Regions from separate parts of the Homo sapiens genome. Here region 1 is linked to region 2. A link is an interaction called in ENCODE POLR2A ChIA-PET data of the cell type or tissue named here. Cell type or tissue: PC-9. All regions are shown on one strand. Links, peaks and the distances in the headings refer to the core of each region. The heading gives the core; the rest is flanking DNA. Region 1 holds the start of SLC9A8 (solute carrier family 9 member A8). Region 2 has its middle 28 kb from the start of TRERNA1.

Region 1 (8,435 bases), core at 2,450-4,949, 260 kb before region 2:
ATGGTACTTTTACTGTGCCTTTTTTGTGTTTAGATATGTTTAGACACACAAAAACTTGCCATTGTGTTACCATTGCCTGCAGTACCCAGTACAGTAACATGCCGTACGGGTGTGTAGCCTACGAGCAATAGGCCATACCATAAAAGCCTGGGTGTGTCATAGGCAACACCATCTGGGTTTGAAGAAGTCTGCTCTAGGATGTTCGCACATCAAGATCGCCTGACCACACGTTTCTCACAATGGATTCCTGTCCTTAGGTGATGCATGACTGTGGTAGGCAGGTAGGAGTAGAAGCAGAAAATGTAAGTAAATCCGTTTGACACTGTGCTTGTGACCTGCAACACTCAGTAACTGCCAGTCATCTTTCATAAACTAGAAACAAGCCAGCTTGTCATATTTATTTCAATACAGAAAGTCAAGGCCGTGGGTATTTTGATCTTTCTGTCTTGATGCTGCCTCACCTCCCTGTTCTGAGTCACCAGCCCTGTGGATTCTTCCTCCTCCACCCTCACCCGCTTTGTGTCCTCCACACTGTCCCCACCCTAAGACCTGATGACCGATAGAAACACTTGCATCCTTGGCTTACCTTTTTTCTTTCCCCCTTTAAAAAATATCATAGTTTTGGCTGGGTGCAGTGGCTCACGCCTGTCATTCCAGCACTCTGGGAGGCCGAGGCAGGAGGATCACTTGCACCCAGAAGTCTGAGGCCAGCCTGGGCAACATAGTGAGATCCTGTCTCTATTTTTATTTTGTATTTATTTATTTATTTATTTATTTTTGAGACGGAGTCTCACTGTATTGCCAGGCTGGAGTGCAGTGGCATGATCTCGGCTCATTGCAACCTCTGCCTCCCGGATTCAAACAATTCTCCTGCCTCAGCCTCCCGAGTAGCTGGGACTACAGGTGCACACCACCATGCCCGGCTAATTTTTGTATTTTTAGTGGAGACGGGGTTTCAACATGTTGGCCAGGATGGTCTCAATCTCTTGACCTCATGATGCACCTGCTGCAGCCTCCCAAAGTGCTGGGATTACAGGCGTGAGCCACCGCACCTCGCCTATTTTAATTTTTTAAAAAAAATCATATTTTAGTACCTGTAGTCCCAGCTACTTGGGAGGCTGAGGCAGGAGAATTGCTTGAATCTGGGAGGCAGAGGTTTCAGTGAGCCAAGATCACGCCACTGCACTCCAGCCTGGCAATAGAGCGAGACTCCATCTCAAAAATAAATAAATAAATACAAAATAAAAATAGAGACAGTGTGTCACTATGTTGCCCAGGCTGGCCTCAGACTCCTGGGTGCAAGTGATCCTCCTGCCTCGGCCTCCCAAAGTGCTGGAATGACAGGCGTGAGCCACTGCACCCAGCCAAAACTATGATATTTTTTAAAGGGGGAAAGAAAAAAGGTAAGCCAAGGATGCAAGTGTTTCTATCGGTCATCAGGTCTTAGGGTGGGGACAGTGTGGAGGACACAAAGCGGGTGAGGGTGGAGGAGGAAGAATCCATAGGGCTGGTGACTCAGAACAGGGAGGTGAGGCAGCATCAAGACAGAAAGATCAAAATACCCACGGCCTTGACTTTCTGTATTGAAATAAATATGACAAGCTGGTCTGTTTCTAGTTTATGAAAGATGACTGGCAGTCACTGAGTGTTGCAGGTCACAAGCACAGTGTCAAAGGGATTTACTTACATTTCAAATGACGTGTCATTTGCAGAAAAAAAATATTAAAAATACAAATAAGCAAAAGGAAAAACAATATCCATGACCCACAATTGAGAAATAACCATTATCGAAACAATATTTCAATATGTTACTCCTGTCCTTTTTTGTTTCTTGGTTTAAATTTTATTTGTATTGAGGTCATACATGCACATAAGTTGAAGAGTCAAATTTTCTAAAAATAGGAATCCCCACTTCACTCTCTCCTCTCATTTCTGCCTCCCCAAAGATAATCACTTTGAGCTGATTTTTTGGGTATTTAACTCCATGTCTTGGAATAACATGCTTCTATCGCCACTTCTTAGTTTTTCTGTTTTCAGTAAAATCTGCTTTCCCACTCTGGGCAATAAGGGTTCTGCCCTCTTTCCCTCTCCTCACCTGCCCAGCCCATGCAGAGACCCTTCCCATCCTTTATTCTCTCAATATAGTTATATGGTTATTCTTGTGAGATTGACATTTACAGTATACATTATTGTGACTATGTAAATGCCATTCACAGCTGAGCTCCGTGGTAAACTATGATGACCTTTACTTTTCTCCTTTTCTGCAACTTTTCATTTTTCTTTTCCTTTTTTTTTTCTTTTGAGATGGAGTCGCCCTCTGTCGCCCAGGCTGGAGTGCAGTGGTGCGATCTAGGCTCAAGGCAACCTCCACCTCCCAGGTTCAAGTGATTCTTCTGCCTCAGCCTCCCAAGTAGTTGAGATTACAGGTGTGTGCCACCACGCCCGGCCAAAACTATGATTTTTTTTTAAAGGGAGAAAGAAAAAAAGTAAGCCAAGGAAGCAAGTGTTTCTATCGGTCACCAAGTCTTAGGGTGGGGACAGTGGGGAGGACACAAGGCAGGTGAGGGTGAAGAAGGTTTTGAACTCCTGACCTCGGGTGATCTACCCACCTCGGCCTCCCAAAGTGCTGGGATTACAGCTGTGAGTCACCATGCATGGCCTGGAATCTGGATTTTTTTCACAAACTTTCTCAGAGAATTACACCTGACTCCACTGAATTCTACAAGCCCAGATTTTCTATTTTTGCTTAGTAATTCTAGTGCCTGTTACGTGCTAAGTGGCCAGGGCCAGATTAAAATGTTAGCATCCAAAGGTATTAAAGAAATTATGCCCCACTCGTTCCCATGTATAAATCAATATGAAATGATAATAAATAGCAAAAATACATGAAGAGGGCTGGGTGTGGTGGCTCACGCCTGTAGTCCCAGCACTACGGGAGGCCAAGGCGAGCAGATCACCTGAGGTCGGGAGTTCGAGACCAGCCTGACCAATGTGGAGAAACCCCATCTGTACTAAAAATACAAAATTAGCCGGGTGTGGTGGCACATGCCTGTAATCCCAGCTACTCGGGAGGCTGAGGCAGGAGAATCACTTGAACCCAGGAGGTGGAGGTTGCAGTGAGCCGAGATTGTGCCATTGCACTCCAGCCTGGGCAACAAGAGTGAAACTCCGTCTCAAAAAAAGAAAAAAAAAAATACATGAGGAGAAGTCCAACAGATCTTATTTTTCCTATGGCGTGGTGGGTAGGATAATGGCCCTCCAAAGATGGCCACGTGCTAATTGCTGGTCCCTGTGAATATGTTACAGGGCAAGGACGAATTAAGATTGCAGATGGAAATAGGGTGCTAATCAGCTGACTTTGAGACGGGCAGATTATTCTGATTATGTAGGTGGGTCCAATGTAGTCAGAAGGGTCCTAATAAGAGAAAGAGGGGCTGGGCACAGTGGCTCATGCCTGTAATCCAAGCACTTTGGGAGGCCAAGGTGGGTGGATCACCTGAGGTCAGGAGTTCAAGACCAGCCTGGCCAACATGGTGAAACCCCATCTCTACTAAAACTACAAAAATGAGCTGGTGTGGTGGCGGGCACCTGTAACCCCATCTACTTGGGAGGCTGAGATGGGAATCGCTTGAACCCCGGAGGCGGAGGTTGTAGTGAGCCGAGATCATGCCACTGCACTTGAGCATGGGCGACAGAGCAAGACTCAGTCTCAAAAAAAAAAAAAAGGGGGGGGTGGAGGGGAAGAGGAAGAGGAAGACAAGAGAGTCAGAATCAGAAGCAGAGCATGGGGTGAGGCAGTCCTTGGCTTTAAAAATAGCGAGTGGACCATGAGACATGGGATGCAAGCAGACTCTAGGAGCTGGAAAAGGCAAGAAAGTTTATTCTCCCGTAGGGCCTCCAGAATGAATGTGACCCTGCCAACACCTTGATTTTAGCCCAGTGAAAATCTTTATCTTCTAACCTACAGAACTATAAGATAATTCATTTGTGTTGTTTTAAGCCAATTCCTTGCCATAAAGCTCTTAAAATATATCCCCTTTTGGTTCTGCTTCTCTGATTGAATCCTGACTGATATACATGGTAACCAATTTGATTCCCTGTTTAATAAAAGCATTAAAGATCAAATTCTTAGCCAGGCACAGTGGCTCATGCCTGTTATCCCAGCACTTTGGGAGGCTGAGGCAGGTGGATCACTTGAGGTCAGGAGTTTGAGACCAGCCTGGCCAATATGGCGAAACCCCGTCTCTACTAAAAATACAAAAATTAGCTGGGCATGGTGGCACACGCCTGTAATTCCAGCTACTTGGGAGGCTGAAGCAGGAATCGCTTGAACCCAGGAGGCAGAGGTTGCAGTAAGCCGAGATCGTGCCACTGCACTCCAGCCTGAGTGACAGAGTGAGACTCCATCTTAAAATACAACAACAGGCCAGGCCTGGTGGCTCATGCCTGTAATCCCAGCACTTGGGGAGGCCAAGGCAGGCGGATCACGAGATCAAGAGATTGAGACCATGCTGGCCAACATGGTGAAACCCTATCTCCACTAAAAATACAAAAATTAGCAGGGCATGGTGGCACATACCTGTAGTCTCAGCTACTTGGGAGGCTGAGGCAGGAGAATTGCTTGAACCTGGGAGGTGCAGGTTGTAATGAGCCGAGATCGTGCCATTGCACTCCAGCCTGGGTGACAGACACTCCATCTCAAAAAAAAAAAAAAAAAAAAATCCAAAGAAGAATGGTATTTCATGACATGTGAAAGTAATGCAAAATTCAAATTTCAGTATCCATAAAGTTTTGTTGGAACACAGCTATGCCTATTTATATTATTTATGCTGCATGCAAACTACAGAGTTGATTTGTTGCTACAGAGATAGTAAGGCCCACAAAGCCTTCAGTATTTACTGTCTGACTCTTTACAGAGACTGGTCAGGGAGGGCTTCCCTGAGGAGGGGACATTTAAGCTGAGACATGAATAACAAGAAGACTGGAGATAGCGGGCAGAGCTGTCTAGGCAGAGACAATGGAGAGCAAAGGCAGTTTTCTCTCTAATCTTGTAACAGTCTTCTAAAGAGAAGCGTTATTAAAGAAAAAAAGAAAAAAAAATTGAGGGGGCCCTGAGGCTCTGAGGGTGCTGTAGCCTCTCAGGGTCACGGAGACTGTAGGTCCTGAGGAGGGGTTGGGAACCAGCACTGTCTGGCACCAGAATTTGTGGTGCCTTATGCTGCCTCCTTCTCGGCCTGACACAGCATTGGAGCCCAGAAACTGCATGTTGAATGGCTTTATTCACCTTCCTCGGGGAAGGACCAGGGATTTTAGATTCATTCTCAGGAATAGGTGAGAAGAGCCAAAGACTCACCCATGGGCATGAGAGAATGTTCTCTGCAGCCTCATGGTTAGTGGTAGGCCCAGAGGAGGCCAAGGGCAGTAGGCAAGACAACGGATAGAGAAGAGTAGTGAATTCCAGCTATGTGGAGTTTCCAGCTTGGCGAATTCCAGCCATGTGGGGTTTATTGGTGCTGGTAGAAAATGGTAGCCTCAAGCCCTCAGTTGACAAGTGTGGCCAGAGAGAACCCCACTCTCAATCCTTTGTAGACCAGGTCATTCCCGCCAGGCTCTGTGCTAACGGAGGAGAGTAGGTTATTAGTCCCATTTAAGAGCCAGAGAAATTAAGGCAGTGGAGAGTAGCAGGGCTACTGGTTTAAAAACACTGGCTCTGTGCCTGAATCCCAGCCTTGTCATTTGCTAGCTGTGGGACCGCAGGCAAGTGCCTTGATTTCTCTATGTCTGTGGATAATGATGGTATCTACCTCAAAGCTATGTAAAGAATTAAGGAAACAATAGCCCAACACCACACCTGCAGGAAGGAAGCAAGTTTATTATTACTCAATAAACATTGGTGGATCCTGATGACATTCTCTCAGTCAGCTTTAGCAGTCTTAAGAGACTGCAGAGGATGGAGAACCCAAGGTTAGAGCCAGATTTCTTCTCTACCCAGTTCCTCGGGGCCAAAACCCTGACACCATGCTTAACTCCTCTTTTATACGCCATAGTCCGTCAGCAAACCTTGTCTTCAGTATGCGTCCAGGAGTCCAACCATTCCTGCCACCTCCACCGTATTACTTTCATCCAGACTGCCATCAGCTGTCACCTAGATTATTGCAAAAGCCTCCTTGCTGGCTTTGGGGCTTCCATCCTCTCTCTCTCGCCAATCCCCAGTCAACTCCCAACAGGCAGCAAAGCTTAGGTTACTTCTCAGTTCAAAACCCTTCTAGGTGTGCTAGAATTAACTGATTTATTTACTCAATGATTATTTATTATTGAGTGTCTACTATGTGCCAGGTACTGTTGTAGGCATTGCAGATAAAATGGAGAACAAAACAGACAAAAATTTCTGCATTCATGAAGCTTCCGTTCTCATGGAGGGAGATGGTTAACAAACAAGTGTATGAGTAAAACATATGGTAGGTTAGGTGTCATGTGGAAAAATAGTTTAGGGAAGGCGGGGGGCCTTGGATTTTAAGTAGGGTGGTCAAGGAGGTCTAACACACAAGATAAGGGTTAAATAAAAGGCCAAACGTAGGAGAGGTGGGAGCCAAAGAGCTACCCAGAAGAAGAGCATTCTAGATAAAGGCTCAGTAAGTGCAACGGTGGAAGTATTCCTGGTGAGTCTGGGACAATAGTGGAAAGTCAAAGTGTGTGGGAGGGGAGATATAGAGCCCCATGCCCCCCTCCCACACACTTCAGAGGGGAAAAGGGGGCAGGATTGAGTCCTGTACATTCCCCACGTTTTTTTTTTCTCTGGAGATTGGAAGCCATTGGAGGGTCTAAGCAGAGGAGTGATGAGTTAAGCTGCTGTGTGGAAGTCCGTAAGGAACAGGGGTGAGTCAGAGACCCTGAATGGAGCCGTTGCAATTATCCAGATGAGATAGAGTGCCTTGGATCAGGAAGGGAGGTAGCAACAGAAGCGGCCAATAAAGTTCAAAGTCCTCAGCCCCAGTCCTCCCGATGGGGGTCTCACCTACCCCTCTCACCTCACCTTGTTCCTCCCTGCATCCCCACCCCACCGGTCACTGCTAGGCACATAGAAGCATCTACTAAGCATGTGGTGAATCAATGAACCCCTTAATGAATGGTCCACCCCTAGATCATCAGCATCCTTTTTAACGCTAGGCATATAGTCTGAACTCAACACATGTTTACAGATGGAATGCTGCACAGTCCTGCCAAGTCCAGGCGGTTATTCCTCTCCACAGCCGAAGGAAACTAAGGCTCGGGTGGGGAAGTGTCCCCCTGGGGTCTCTCCGCTTAGGCTGCAGGCTGGGCATCCTTTTTCAAACTCTTTTAGCACAGCGAAGTCGAGGGCACTGGGTGGAGGGTGCTTGCTTGCCCTCAGGGTGAGTCACAGTGACCTCAGAGGAGTTTCCCCAAAACGTCCCCGCCCTGTGATGGGGAAAAGCCGGAATCTCTCGGTCCCAGGTGGTCATGTGGCCCAGGCCGGACAAGCGTCCCGAAAGCCCCGGGAGAGACTAAGAAGCAATCCTCCCACGCGCTTTCTCCCACCCTCGGGCCACTGAGACGGAGGGACAGAGGGCCGCCCTCGCGCGGCCGAGGCCCCGCCTCCCGCTCGCCCGCCCGCGCCTCCAGCGGAAGCCGGAAGCAAAAGCGGGTCCTGCTAGCCCCGCGGCTCCGAACTCGGTGGTCCTGGAAGCTCCGCAGGATGGGGGAGAAGATGGCGGAAGAGGAGTGAGTGGGCTTTTTCCCGGGCGGCGGAGGCGGCGGGGCTGGGCCCCGGCGGGTGACAGCGAGCGCCTCAGGCCGCCCTCCGGCCCCGGAAGGCGGAGCTTCTTTTGCTGGTTGGCCAGGACTGACCAAGCCGGTGCCTACGAGGAGGGCGGGATGGGCGGGCCTGGGCCCAGGTGGGCCTTGCTTTCCCCTGGAGATCGGTCCCTCGAGCTGGGAATCTACTGCCCAGCGCAGGCCCGGAGAGCTGTCTTGCGGAAAATACAAACCATATTTACTTTCCCAGTTTTCGGTAATCTCATGGTTACTGAGCCCTCTTCCGCCTCCTCCAGGAAGTCGTCCGGGTTCTCCACACCCACCTCCTACGTAGCCAGTCGCCTCCTGTATAACGATCAGTTTTCATGTCTTTCTCCTTCACTAAGTTTCATTTAGTCATTAACTGTTAGCCATCTACTCAATTCCAGGCCCTGGGCAGGTGGTAGGAAAGGAGGCCGACCAGGAGCCGCTCTCTGGGAGCTTCCATTCTAGTGGGAAAAGAAGACCATAATTAGTCAAGGTGGTTTCAGATCGTGATTAATTAACGTTATTTGTGCCTAGTGTTCCATTATTGGAACGCTAAGCATGTGGGAGTTATTTATATCCTACTGCTCAAGGTCATCGCCAAGGTCTGATTTTTCTCACGTCTGCAGTTCTAAAAA
Region 2 (8,435 bases), core at 2,262-4,761:
CTCCATTCCAGCCCCCATCAGCCCACTCCCCAGCTGTGCATCTTTGGGCAAATGGAGCCCCTCTCTGAGCCTCAGGGTCTTTGCCACCCCAGCACCCCCGCACACCAGGACTTTACTAGGGGTTCTGTGAGCTGAGGCTGCTTTGTGATTTATCTGAGCAGAGCTTCAGTGGGACACAGAGACCACCACACGCAGCTGGTGTCCATGCAGCCTGGCCGGCTGGTAGGGCTCAGTGGCCTCCCAGGGTCCCTGTTTGGCCAGGCTTCAGGGTCTGGTGTGTATGATTTCATAGGAAGCAATGACCTTGGGCAAAAATGTCACAGGGCATCAGCCTAATGGATTCGGCCTGGCTGACAGTGAGCAGGAGGGTTGGAGTCCTCCTCCTGGGGCTGGGTTCTTCAGGGTGGGGGAACTCAGGGATCTGGGTCATTGCCTGTGGTCAGGGTGAGGAGACAGAGGCCCAGGGGCCAGCAGCCTTCCCAGGGTCACCCAGCACTGCCTGACCTCTTCCACCACCTTGGGGCCTTTGGGAAGGACAGGGTCGGTGGGGGTAGAGGAACCTGCAGGGGCCAACAGACCTTCTCCTGGCAAGTCATTGATGCCTCAGTTTCCTCTTCTGTAAGATCGGTTTGATTAATAGTTCCGATCTCAGGGCTGGGGGAGAGTCCATGAATTGCTTTATAATGAGCTCAGCATAGAGAAGGTGCTCATTACGTCTTTTTTTTTTTTTTTCTTTTTGAGATGGAGTCTCACTTTGTTGCCCAGGCTGGAGTGCAGTGGTGCGATCTTGGCTCACTACAACCTCTGCCTCCCAGATTCAAGCGATTCTCCTTCCTCAGCCTCCTGAGTAGCTGGGATTACAGGCATGCGCCACCACACCCGGCTAACTTTTGTATTTTTAGTAGAGATGGGGTTTCGCCATGTTGGCCAGGCTGATCTCAAACTCCTGACCTTAGGTGATCTGCCTGTCTTGGCCTCCCAAAGTGCTGGGATTACAGGCGTGAGCCACTGCGCCCGGCCGCTCGTTAAGTCTTGACTGTCATTCTTGGTTTGCCTCACATCTCTGACCCCATCTGGAACGCTCTGTACTTAGCACTGGTTGCTGGGTGCTGCCAGTCCTGGGTTCAGATCCCAGCTCTGGTGGGTCACCCTGAGCTAGTGACAGAGACTCTTGGAGCCTCAGTGTCCTCATCTGTGAAATGGGGCCACCAACACTACCAAGGAATGGTTGGGAGCAAAGTGAGATGGTGGCTGTGAGGCACTTCAGGCACCTCAGCTCATCAGGGTAAGTAAAGTCCTCTGTTGACCTTGCCAGGCTAGAAGTAGCTAATTTATCGTCATGGTGGGTGGCAGAGGGGCAGCTAAGGCCACTGGCTCAAGGTCACAGGGATCAGAGTGGAATCTCACTTTGTGGCTCAAAGCTGTGTGATCTTGGGCAAGCCACTTGGCCTTTCTGGGCCTCAGTTTCATCCTGTTGACATCAGAAGACCCCAGGACCATACAGTGGAGGGCTGAGTGTAACTTGGCATCCAGTCAGTGATGTGTTTTGCACCCAATGCCTGGCACAGTGCTGCACCCACCAGGAGAGGTGGGAGGGTGATGGCTCCCAGGTCGTCTGCCCAGGTGGGCCGTGCCTGCCGGAGGGGAGACTTTTCCTAATCTGAACAAAGGCCTCCTTTCTTCCATCCACACCCTCCCTGGGAGTACAGCCTCACACCTTAAACTCCATTTCCACAGGGGCCACTCTGGTGCCTGTCCCCAGGTCACTCTGGACTGGCCAGCCTCCTTGAGCCCCTGATCTGAGGGTCTCACAGGCATCGTAGTTTAACACACTCCCACCCAGCACCGGAAGGCCCCCACAAACTGGCTCTTCCTGAGCCTCCCCTGGGCTAGGCCAAAACCTGGGAGTCCCCCAGCTCCTTTCCCCCTCTTACCCTCTCACTTCTGAGTCCTGTGGGCTCCCTGGTCTGAGCGTTCTGCATTGCATGGAAGTCTAAGAGGCCACAGGAAAGGCATGCATTCCGGAATCAAGGAAATGCGGGAGCTGGAGTCTCATTCTGTTGCTATGTTGCTCAGGCTGGTCTTGAACTCCTGGCCTCAAGTGATCCTCTCACCTCGGCCTCCCAAAGTGCTGGCATTATAGGCACGAGCCACTGTGCCCGGCCACTGATCAGTTCTTACCTCTTCTGGAACACCAGGTCCAGTGCCATCCTCTGCCCCTCTGGTCTACTGCAGTCAACTGCCTGCTTCCAGCAATGCCCCGTGGTCTGTTCTCTGCAGGAAGCTAGAGGGAAGCTAGAGGTAAAAACCTGGAGCACATGCGTCCCTCCTCTGCAATGGTTCCCATCTCCCTTGGAGAAAAAGATGGATCTTTGAAAGGCCCTGTAGGATCTGCCCCACCACTACCCCTCCCCCACCCCATCTCCTAAGCCTCCTCCTCCCTCCCTGACCCTGTACTCTGCTCCAGCCACACTGGCCTCCTGGTTGTTTCTCCAACAAATTAGGCATGCTCCTGCCTCACGGCATTTGCACTGGCTGCTTCCTCTGCAGGACACATTCTTCCCCCAGATGTCCACATGCCTCACTCCCTCACCTCCTGCAGGTCTTTGCTCAAATGCCACTTCTCAAGCATCAGGCACCTGCCCCCATTCCAATTTTCAATGGCACCTCTGCCCCACCCCATCCCCTATCCCCCTCCCTGCCTTGTTTCCCTCTATAGCATTTATCACCATCTCATCTTCTACATGGTTTACTTTTTCATCTGTTTACTGTTTCTCCCTAGTCCTTTGCCCTGACTGTCACCATTCCCAGAACATCCATTTCACGAGGGCCGCGTTTTCTGACTATTTTGTTCCCCGCTGTGTCTGCTGGGCCTAGGGCAGTGCTGGGCACACGGTAGCTGCTCATTAAATATCTGTGGAATGGGCAGCTCTGGAGTGTGGATACCAACATGCCCCTGGTGAAGCGGGAGCTCTAGGATTTGGAATCAGCCTGTAAGCTGTAGAGGGCAGTGCCCTTTGGATGGCACAGCCAGGTAGGCATGTTCCCAGCAGGGGTTTGTGGGAAACGGCTGTGGAGGGTCCTGGTGTCTACAGTCAGATTCCCAGGGCAGGATGCTGACAGATGGGCCATGGCACGATGGGGAGGCCAGGTGGTGTGGCTGGGTCCGGCTTTAAGCCTCTGGCCACCGTGTCAGGTTTGTAAAGCAAAGGGTCAGGAAGGCACCAAGGGCAGTGTGGCCGGAAGTGAACGGCCCAGGCTTCTGGGAAGAAAAAGAATTACATTCCAAGGAACCCATGGCTTGGGCGCCTGAGCCACTGGGGGCAGGGAAGAGTATGAAAGAGGCAGGGCTGGCGTGGGCAGATGGTGGCCTTGCCTGAGGTTCAGAGTGGTCAGGTCTGTAGGTCAGGGTGACCCTGGAGAGCTGGGATTTGGACCAGGTCAGGGGAAGTGTCCCCCAGATTGTGAATGGCTGGGGCGTGGCAGCCAGTCCACAGCTCCTGCTGCTGTTGGGAGGGGAGACCCCCACTCTGGGCTGGGGTGCAGCTCAGGGAGCCCCGGAGCTGACTGAGCCACTTCCTTGTGCCAGGCGGTGTCCATGTCCACCCCCAGGGCGAGATGTGGGCAACCAAGCCAAGAGAGGGGGCTGCCAAGGCCACAAGCTCATCCATGTGTCCATTTATCCATCTGTCCATTTATCCATCTGTCCATTTATCCATCTGTTTACAGAGTGTCTATTGCATGCCATGTGCTGCAGACTCTTTTTTGAGACAGAGTCTAGCTCTGTTACCCAGGCTGGAGTGTAGTGGCATGATCTCGGCTCAGTGCAACCTCCACCTCCCAGGTTCAAGCGATTCTCCTGCCTCAGCCTCCTGAGTAGCTGGGATTACAGGTGCCCACCACCATGCTCAGCTAATTTTTGCATTTTTAGTAGAGACAGGGTTTCGCCATGTTGGCCAGGCTGGTCTCGAACTCCTGACCTCAGGTGATCCACCTGCCTCGGCCTCCCAAAGTGCTGGGATCACAGGTGTGAGCCACTGCGCCCAGCCCCTGTGCTGTGGACTTAATGTGATAATGTGACTTGCATCTTACCGCCCAGGGCCTCTGCTCTTGCTGTTCTCTTGGCCTGGAACAATACCTACCAGACTCCAGGGCTGGCAGCTCCTCCTCACTTGGGGTCACCTCCTCCAAGAGGCCCCCTGCCCACTGCTGCCTGCCTGCCCTCTGTTCCTTTACTTGGGTATGTGCTGAACGCCTGGAAAAGAACCTAGTGCATTTCCTTCTTTGTCTGTTGTCTAACTCCCCCATTCAAATATCAGCTCCACGAAGGGAGGGTTTTGTCTCATCACTGCATGTCCCTACACACGGTATTTGGCACACAGTAAACACTCAATGAATGCTTGTTGAATGAATGAATGGACAAATGAACAAATGGAAGCTCTACTGGGGAAGCTCAGGGATGGAGACTGGCTCCTAACCCAGAGGGAGGGGATGTCCTGGGTAGCGCAGTCCTGGAAGATGCAGTCACTGGTAAACTGAAGCCTAAAGAAGCTCAGGCAGGCAGGTGAAGAAACCAGGGGGATGGTTTTGTTTCAAAACACCTTCCTCCAAGGGAGGAAGAGGTGAGCTACCTCCAAGGTTGCTCAGAGGTGGAAACTGTGATTAAAAATAAAAAAGGCGGCCAGGCATGGTGGCTCATGCCTGTAATCTCAGCACTTTGGGAGGCCAAGGTGGGCGGATCACCTGAGGTCAGGAGTTTGAGACCAGCCTGGGCAATATGGTGAAACCCCATCTCTACTAAAAATACAAAAAGTAGCCGGGTGTGGTGGTGCACACCTGTAGTCCCAGCTACTTGGGAGGCTGAGGTAGAAGAATCGCTTGAACCCGGGAGGTGGAGGTAGCAGAGAGCCGAGATAGCGCCACTGGACTTTAGCCTGGCGACAGAGCAAGACTCCATCTCAAAATAAATAAATAAACAAATAAGGCTAGAAGTGGTGGCTCACGCCTGTAATTCCAGCACTTTGGGAGGCCAAGACGGGAGGATCGCTTGAGGCCAAGGGTTCAAGACCAGCCTGGGCAATATAATGAGACCCTGGCTCTACAAAAACAAACAAAGCCTTTAATTCATTGCTACCATAAAAATCGAGACATTTCACTACATCCTGATGTCCCTGTCTCTCTTGAAGACTTGGAAGATTTGGCCATGTGGGCCAGCATTCTAGAGGCAAAGGTGGTCAGTCCTGTGTTCTCCACAGCCCCTATCAGGTCCTTGAGGTATGTGAGCTTCAAAGCCTTGTATTCACAGCATGACCCCCACTACCCCCACCTGCTGGGTGACCTTGGACAACCCTTTCTGAGTCTCAGCTGGTCCTTGGCAAAAAATGGGTTGGAGGCCAGGCATGGTGGCTTACGCCTGTAATCCCAGCACTTTAGGAGGCCAAGGCAGGAAGATCACTTGAGCCCAGGAGTTTGAGACCAGCCGGGGCAACACAGCGAGACCCTGTCTCTACTAAAAAAAATTTTTTTTTTTTGAGACTGAGTCTCGCTCAGTCACCCAGGCTGCCGTGCGGTGGCGTGATCTCAGCTCACTGCAAGCTCGCCTCCCGGGTTCACGCCATTCTCCTGCCTCAGCCTCCTGAGTAGCTGGGACTACAGGCACCCGCCACCACGTCCGGCTAATTAAAAAAAAAAATATTTTTTAATTGGCCAGTGGCCTGCACCTGTAGTCCCAGCTACTCAGGAGGCTGAGGCAGGAGGATTGCTTGAGGAGGAGGTTGAGGCTGCAATGAGACTTGATCATGCCACTGCACCCCAGCCTGGGTGACAGAGTGAGACCCTGTCTCTAAATGAATAAATAATTAGTTGGGCGTGGTGGCGCCCACTTGTAGTCCCAGCTACCCGGGAGGCTGAGGAAGGAGAATCGCTTGAGGCCAGGAGTTGGAGGCTGCAGTGACCCGTGATCGCATCACTGCACTCCAGCCTGGGCGACAAGAGACCCTGTCGCAAAAAAAAAAAAAAAAAAGAAAGAAAGAAAGAAAGAAAAAGGGTTGGAAGCGCACTGGGGGAAAAAGCTTGCCCACTCCGCTTTGGGAGCCTCCAGCAGGCTCCCGCTGTGCCAAAGGCACACACCCAGATGTCCGGTGGTCCACCCCTGCCCCGGCGGTCACGCCTGTCCCCTCCTCCAGCCCCAGCCTCGGGTCGGCTGAGAGATGACGCGTGGCCCGGCCCAGCCGGAGCGTTGGTCCCTAGAGCGCTAGCGCCCTCTGCTGGCCAAGGGCGGGCGTGCAGGCCCGAGCCAGAACGGGGAAGCCGGGCGCCAGGAGAGCGGGGAGGAGCTTCACTCTTCTGGTCGGTGAGATGGGGAAGAGCAATAGCGAATACATAAGCAGAATACACCGAAAGGAAAGGAAAGAACAATAGCGAAATAACATTTACGGAGGGGTGCTCCGTGCCGAGGACTGCAAGAAGCCCACACCATGTAAAACCACACGTAATCCTTAGAATAACCCGGCGAAATGGCAACGGAAACGCACAGAGAGGTTAAGGAGCCCTCCCGGGGCCACACAGCTGGTAGTGGAAACGGCTGACTCCTGGGCCTGCACTGGCATCCACCGAGGCGGAGAGAGGATGTGAAGGTGTCACCTCCGCTCATTCACTCATGCATGGCCTTCCAGCCAGCCATTCACCCATTCACAAGTATTCACTGAACACCTACTGTATGCCCAACATTGTGTGAGATGGCAGGAACACAGCCGTGAACACAATTGGCCTCATCCCTACCCTCTTGAAGCTGACATTTTAGTGGGGGTGGGAGGGGGCAGATAATAAACATGAATATATCATTAACAGCTGGGCCAGAGGCCAAAGGATAAACCTGTATGCGCTCGCTGATGTTACTCAGGCTCCTACCCCAACATGATTTTTTGCCGCATCTGAGCCCTACCTGTACTTTTACTTGACATTTGCTCCTAGATAATTGGTTTTTACTTAAGTGTATATATATATGTGTATATCTATATCTATATCTATATCTATGTATATGTTTATTTATTTATTGAGACAGAGTCTCGCCGTGTTGCCCAGGCTGGAGTGCAGTGGCACAATCACGGCCCACTGCAACCTCCACCTCTTGGGCTCAAGCGATCCTCCCACCTCAGCCTCCCGAGTAGCTGGGACTACAGGTGTGCAACACCATGCCCAGCTAATTTTTGTATTTTTTGTAGAGAGGGGGTTTTGCCGTGTTGCCCAGGCTGGTCTCAAACTCCTGGACTCAAGTGATCTGCCCACCTTGGCTTCCCAGAGTGCTGGGATTACAGGCATGAACCACTGTGCCAAGACAAAGTTGCTGGGTTTTTTTTGTTGTTTGTTTGTTTTTTGAGATGCAGTCTCACTCTGTCTCCCAGGCTGGAGTGCAGTGGCACAATCTCGGCTCACTGCAACCTCCGTCTTCCAGATTCAAGTGATTCTCCTGCCTCAGCCTCCCTAGTAGCTGGGATTACAGGCACGCACCACCATGGCCAGCTAATTTTTGTATTTTTAGTAGAGTCGGGGTTTCACCATGTTGGCCAGGCTGGTCTCAAACTCCTTGACCTCAAGTGATCTGCCCACCTGGGCCTCCCTAAGTGCTGGGATTACAGGCATGAGCCACCGTGCCCGCCTGCCGAAGGGTATTTTTAAAAGGGAATTTCGGCATGGTGAAACTCTGTCTCTACTAAAAATATAAAAATTAGCCGGGCATGGTGTTGCGCACCTGTAGTCCCAGCTACTTGGGAGGCTGAGGTGGGAGAATCGCTTGAACATGGGAGGCAGAGGCTGCAGTGAGCCGAGATCGCGCCACTGCACTCTGGCCTGGGCCACAGAGCGAGACTCCATCTCAAAAAAAAAAAAGGGGGGGTGGTGGGAAATCTCATATCACCACACCTACCCAACCAGTATCAGTTGTCACCTATCAGACAGCATCCTGGACTGAGGGTGAGGTATTGACATCACTGTTATATTAATCAATGTCCTTGGCATGCCACATCAGTTCCCCTGGTTCCTGGCAGGGGCACTAGAATCTCCCACTGGGAACCCCAAGATGAAGCCAGCCCCAGGGCCAGGCCTAGGGAATGAAGGTGCCATCAGCTTCTGAAGAAGGTGGGTGGCCTCTCCAGGATCCTCCAAGCCACTGTGGCCTGTGCTTTCTCTGGATTCTGCTGGTGACCCTGAAGAATCTGAGGCACAGGCCTTCCCTGGCCAATCAGAAAGCAGTGGCTTCCATCTTAGCTTCCTGCCCACCATGGACAACCCTGGGTCGTGGAACCCCCGTCTGCTCTCTTTCATGGCTGGCAATGGGTGTAAGGGGGACTTGCTCAGATCTGATTCTCAAAATTCCTGCCAGGGAAGGCCAGGCTTCTGAGCCAGTCCATCTGTTGCCCCCTGACCCAGCCACCCAG

What was found. Peaks named below come from ENCODE experiments on the same cell type or tissue, not always from the same donor. Only the 100,000 strongest peaks of a DNase experiment are listed, where the experiment ranks them.
Region 1: POLR2A ChIA-PET joins it to region 2 with 41 read pairs; 2 of 35 experiments call an interaction of 5 or more read pairs at or near these places.

What each region holds. Positions count from the first base shown.
Region 1 is chr20:49,805,209-49,813,643 of GRCh38, forward strand. SLC9A8 (solute carrier family 9 member A8) reads left to right here and starts at 7,620. Exons shown (of 16, transcript NM_015266.3): 1 at 7,620-7,740. The coding sequence starts at 7,715. RefSeq lists enhancers at 41-90, 191-280, 7,299-7,438 and a silencer at 7,589-7,868. In PC-9, for the core only: no CTCF peak of the experiment used is centred there; no DNase peak of the experiment used is centred there; H3K27ac peaks cover 2,372 bases.
Region 2 is chr20:50,065,185-50,073,619 of GRCh38, forward strand. No RefSeq gene overlaps it. Among named protein-coding and RNA genes, the nearest start is that of TRERNA1, 28 kb to the left of the region's middle. RefSeq lists a silencer at 6,136-6,375 and enhancers at 7,872-8,381, 8,382-8,435. In PC-9, for the core only: no CTCF peak of the experiment used is centred there; no DNase peak of the experiment used is centred there.